Regions from separate parts of the Homo sapiens genome. Here region 1 is linked to region 2. The links are chromatin loops, found by intact Hi-C in ENCODE. Cell type or tissue: Calu3. All regions are shown on one strand. Links, peaks and the distances in the headings refer to the core of each region. The heading gives the core; the rest is flanking DNA. Region 1 overlaps BBX (BBX high mobility group box domain containing). Region 2 overlaps LINC00635 (long intergenic non-protein coding RNA 635).

Evidence for each region. A loop is a pair of places that touch in the nucleus more often than their neighbours do. Peaks named below come from ENCODE experiments on the same cell type or tissue, not always from the same donor. Only the 100,000 strongest peaks of a DNase experiment are listed, where the experiment ranks them.
Region 1: it touches region 2 in a loop (15-fold over the local background); 21 of 110 quality-filtered maps call a loop at or near these places.

Annotation. Positions count from the first base shown.
Region 1 is chr3:107,752,470-107,755,394 of GRCh38, reverse strand. The region is part of intron 9 of BBX (BBX high mobility group box domain containing); the gene reads right to left. Among named protein-coding and RNA genes, the nearest start is that of LINC00635, 120 kb to the left of the region's middle. In Calu3, for the core only: no CTCF peak of the experiment used is centred there; a DNase peak (open chromatin) is centred at 1,704.
Region 2 is chr3:107,844,829-107,847,753 of GRCh38, reverse strand. All of the region lies in intron 5 of LINC00635 (long intergenic non-protein coding RNA 635), which reads left to right. Among named protein-coding and RNA genes, the nearest start is that of LINC00635, 32 kb to the left of the region's middle. In Calu3, for the core only: a CTCF peak has its summit at 1,311; a DNase peak (open chromatin) is centred at 1,333.

The DNA.
Region 1 (2,925 bases), core at 163-2,662, 92 kb after region 2:
ATGGCTGTTTAACAGTAAGAATATTATCTTGGATATTCTAGGCTTTAAATTTAACTCTGTAACCTTAAAGTGAGAAATGCATTTCAATTTCTACTTAAGTACTAACTTAATAACTAGTCAAATATAAAAGAGATTTAGAGTTATTTTGCATTTACCAAACAATTTTTTTGAAGAATATATCTGGGATCTCTGTGGAAAGACAGCATCAAGTCAGTCAACAAATTTTGTTTAGAATCCAATATATATGTGCAAGGCCATATGACAGCAGCTTAGGAATCTAAGAGTTTTATATAAAACACTGACCCTGGCTTTCAGAGTATGCTTTAATGTACATGCAAAGACTGATAATCAAGGCCACAAATCTGAGTTGTACAGTTAATGGCCTATGCTGTGTTGCAGTACATAACATATGTACAACATTAACATTGACTGCATCCTCTTCTGCAAATTTGGCTAAAAAGTGGCTGGGCATTGATAAAAATAAACAACACTGCCTTTTCTCATTTTTTAAATAAAAACTTCATTTTCCATTTCTAGCCTCAATAAGAGCTGAGAAGGACATACATTCTTAAAGACATTTACAAGCATCTTCACCTGAAGTTCTGTCATTGTTAGAGTAGATAGCTATAGTCTAAGATTTTTAGATTCTTTGTGATTCTGAATTCTTTCTCAGTTAAAAACAGAGCTATTTCTTATTTCCATTTAGTAGGTAATCCTGCTTGTGACTATATCCTTAAAGGTGACCACAGATCCCACAGGTGATTCTACGAAGTTGTTAGCTCCAGGAGGGACTGGGTGCTTCATGCTAGAAGAAATTTTCCCTAGAATACTTGCTGAATAACAGGCCTTTGTAGAAGCATGTATTTAATAATGGCCTACCTAGGCTATTAAAAAGGGCCTAGCTTAAGGAAGTTATGAGGACTCTTTCCTCCTGGGTGTTATCAGTTTTAACAGAGTGCTTTTCTATTCATCTCTATCATTTACTTTTCCTTTAGAAGATACATTTATGGGGCTCAAACTTTCTGAAGTTTGGAATATTTTCTTCTGGCCGAATTTTCACTGATAAATGCTACTTCTACCTTTTCTAGACATGCTGAATTCAATTACTCACCTTATCAGGAGACTAAGAGAAAACAAACACATTAATACCACCGGCTCTCAGTGCTTCAGGGAATGAAGGACTGAACATAAATGCCAGTGCCTTGAATCAACGCTCTATAATAGAAAGAATATGGCCTTTGTGCCACACAGGCATGCTTTCATTACTTGCTGCTGTGTGGACTTAAGCAAATAAGATTTTGAGCCTCATTTACCTTACCTTCAAAATATGAACAGTAATACCTGCCCGCAATTATGCTGTGAAGATTAGGTGTGATGCTAGTGTAGGGCAGTGCTGAAGAGATATTATGCTCTCAATAAATGGCCCAATTATTACTAATAATGATTTATCTTTAACACTTAATAAACATAAACACCTTTTTGGTACAATTCCAAAAATTACTTAAACACTGAAATTGAACAGAATTAAAAATAGCAGTGTGTGTGGATATTTATTAAATTTAGTAATTTGCAGAGCACTAAATTTGTCACATAATCCCATGACATGCTCAAGAATTACTGAAGGACCACAAGCTGCGTAGCACTGCACTTCACACCCATGCTGTTTTTCTGTTTCTTCCACTGGCTCCCTCTGCTGTTGCTTTTGTCACTGCAGGTTTTTGTTCCCCGTGTGTGTCACTCCCACATATCCTGTGCCTAATGCAGTGCATGGCACACTGAGAGGCTCATGAATGACTGACTGCATGGATGCACTACCTGCCTTTAGAGTTAAAGCAAAGCTGTCAGAGAGGAGGCTTGAGAATGCTCTCCTTAGGTTTAGTAAGAACAGTTTTCCTTATTGCCTCTGGGAGGATTTTTACCTGTTTACAGGTACAGGGAAGCATTTTAAATGCTCAAGGTTGCTGGAAGCCTGATTCCCAAAAGGGCATGTGTGGGGGGAGGTTCAACATATTTTAGTGGCCCAACATTTCCAGGATCTCCTAACAGTAACATTTTTATGGCATTACTTAGTGTGAGATACGATTTCTAAAAGTTAAATCAAAAACTTCTTAATTTGAGGGAAGGAAGGGTGGAAAACTGGGCATACGTTAATTTCCATGGCTTGGTCCTTATCTTAATTTCTTTGCAGCATTTGACAGTGCTAGTCTTTCTTTAGAAAAACTCCTTCCTGCCCTTCTGTTATTGCAGGGTCCTTGCTTTCCTCCTATGTCTCAGGCCACTCCTTGTGGTTCTTCTTTGCTGGCTCTTCTTTCCATAATAATCCCTTCAATGTTTTTCCTCAGTGTTTTGTCTTAGGACCCTCTCTCAGTAATCTCATCTATGCTGATGGCTTCAATTTCAAGCATAGCTGATATAATAATGATTTGTTATATTACTGTTCACTCCTGCCCATGCTGTTCTACCTAAGAGATATATACATCCTTTCAGATACGAACAATATAGTTAACATCTGTTTTCCAATGACTGGTCAGCTATGGAGGGAAGTGTGTGTTTGCTAGGTTGGTAGGTAGAGGGCACTAGTGGGCCATACGGCATAGGATGTTCATGGGTATGCTTCTTATTTTCCTCAAATTGGATAGGGCTTGCCAATAAGTTAATTCCACTGTAGTCTCTCTTGACTATTATGTAATGTTTGGATAAACAGTATTCATCCATAAAGTCTAGCTACAGGGTGGGTGCAACAGTACATGAGGTACAGCTAAAGTGCTAAGAAAAATGATCACCCTGGATGTTAAATTGCTAATTTTATGGCTGTCTGAGGTGGGTGAGCAAACAGGTGGTAAAGATGAGAATCAAATTAGGTAATGGTGGAAGTCTTGCAATTATGACGGTATTGTAAATATTGTAGCTTGGGAGAAAATGACT
Region 2 (2,925 bases), core at 187-2,686:
CATAGACAATCAGAATTGCCATTTTCTGTTTCATCTAAAGTGCTATGAAACACAGCTTCAGCTTGCTCCTTCCAACAGATCCCTACATAGATGCTCTGGAACGGCCTCTTTGTGTTTATTAATGGAAATTTCCCACAATAACTGCAAGTGACTAAAAAGATGCTGTGTCTTTCATCCCTGTCTCTGTCATCATCATGCTTTCTTAACTAACATAATTTTTGAGAAATATTGGGAAAATGCCAACAAAGAAATATAATTTGAAATTCCACCATCCAGAGAAAATCACTTTTCCTAGGGAATAGAGACATCTTCCAACTTATGCAATTTATACAATCATCTGTTTTTCAAAGGTCTTAAGTAAATCATATTTCATATACATTGAAATGCTTTCGATTTGCTTCTGCGGCTTTTTGTATCACCATTCATGGTGTTACAGTTCCTTTTTAAAATGATTTAAAAAAAAAAAAAAGACAAGGTCTTTGAAATTATTGAGCCACCCATGCCTAGCCACCAACTTTGTACTAGGGGTGCTGTATCTTTCCCTTTACGCCTTCAAATAGACTGCTAGCCTCTGTCCTTATCAGCACTTTCCAGTTGAAATTAGAAGGCAGTAAAGGCGAAATGACACAAACAACATGGAATTAGCGTGGCTGACACACAGAGATCACAGCAGGTAATGGAGACAGGTGAGGACCCAGTGAGGGGCATGGGGAAGGGGCTGTGGAGCTCTGAAGTGCATTTCCCACATTTAGCCTTGCACTGGATGTACAAATGTCCACATCTCTAAAATTAAATTATGTACCTTATGGAGCAATTTGCATAAAACAATTTTGTATCTGTTGTGTGTTTCATAACCTGCGGTACATCTGTACATTTATAGATTTTAAAAAATAGTATATATCCTGCTTTGTAACATGCTTTTTTTGTTGGCACATGCCTCTTTATGTCCATAAATAAATACAGACGTCATAATTGCCGATGACTACAAAACCCTCTGCTGTGTGTATCTATAAGAATTATTTAAACAGTTTCCAGTGAGTGGATCTTCTGGGTGTTTCCAGTTCGGCTTATAATGGACGCCTCGGGTTCCCAGGGTTGTGTTCTTTGGTCTGCCTCTGGTTTCAGCCATAGCTGCAATGAACATGGTCATGAGAGCTCAGACTCACATGGAAAAGCTAGCAAAGGGGCTTTTCCGATGCTAAAGAGCCTTGAGGCAAAGGAGAGTCTTTCTCCTTGCTCCTAGACAACCTTAAACCAGTGGGGACGGACTGGTGAATAAATGCTTCAGGAGACCTTGTGAGTGTTTCGCGAGAGGGCGCTGTGGAGTTGAGTCCCAGCAGCCCAAGGCATCAGCCTCACTAAGTTTGCTTTTCCCTCTTCCCTACTCTCTCCCTCCTGCTTCCCAGGATCATGTTGGAAATAAACTACCTGTATCCAGACAAGTCCTAATCTCTCCTGTTCTGAGCCAAGATAGGGACTCTGATAAACAATGATGTGGACAATATCCTTGAATGCACATCTCTGCCGTGGATCTAGTTATTTCCTTAAGACAAATCTCTAGAAATGCTCATTGCTGATCTGGTTATTTCCTTAAGATAAATCTCTAGAAATGTTCACTGCTGAGTCAAAGGGCATGGACTTTTAAAAACAAGCTCAAACAAGTGCTCTGTTTAACAGAGCTCTTAACTGTAAGGCGATTGATTTTATTTTATTTGCCTTTGCCTATTCAATCCCAGAGCTATCATGAAGCTCTCTTCCATCAAGAAGCAAAACATTGATACTAACTTCCTGTAGTCTTTTAAGCCACCCTCTCCAGAGGCCCCAGAAATCCCTCCCCGTTGCTGTCCTGCAAACACGATGAATGGAATAGTTGGAATGCACACCCACTGTCTCTCAAATAGACAGCTCACTTTATTGCCTGGTAGTTATTAAGAATGAGTAGTAATTTTGCTGTAGAAAAGACTACTTATAGGGAAAGTAAGAAACGAGAGAAACATTCACTCATAATTTAACACAAGGAAATAAAACCAACCAGAAGATAAAATGTCTGTTTCTCAAACAGCTCAATCCTTATATCACTAGTAGCACTGGAGCTCTTAATTATAGATAGTAAAGCCTCTGGATGTTATTTTTTACCCAACATCAGTGGTAACAGACGCATAAGGAACTGCTCAGAGTAGTACAGAAGGAACTCTAATGCGCAGGCGCTTCGGTGGGGCAGCAGCAAATGTGCGTGATCTGGCTAAAGAGGGAACCCAGAAAGGGTGTCAGCTCCAAATATGGATTAGCCACAGCCTTTCCACGAGGGGGAATGGTGACCATATGTTTGCAAGTATAATTTACAGAAACATATATGTGATTATTTTTTAAAATAAGTGAACTATTTATAAATCTTAGCCAATGAATCTTTGTGACATCTCCTTTCAGGAAGCCTAATTTTAAAAGGTATATAAAACCGTTCTCCTGGCCAACACTTGCAGGTTCTGCCCGCTTGGATGGCTTCCCTAAAAAAGGAAAAAACAAACAAAACCAACCTTCCTTGGCTGTGTTTGCCATCAACATCAAGAACTGCAGCAAAGGCATTCTGACTGCTGTTTATTACTACTGTTTATTCTGTCATAATTACTATCACCAAACCCACATGATTACAGTGTTAGTAATTTTATTGATTATAAATAGCACTAATGCTGTAATACATTAGCAAAGACACAGCATTAGGGAGACATGGTCCATACTCACTTGGAGAGTTGCACCTTTGAGGATGATTGTTTAAACCATCCTGGAAAGCATTATCCTTACATGGCCCCGGTTTCCAGTCACTCCAGTGAAGGTTTCCTTTAAACACTACCGCCATTCTCCCTGCTCAGTGTTTCTGTGGCCTTCTCAGATGTCCTTCATGCAGTCTAGGCTGTGCTTTGTATTCAA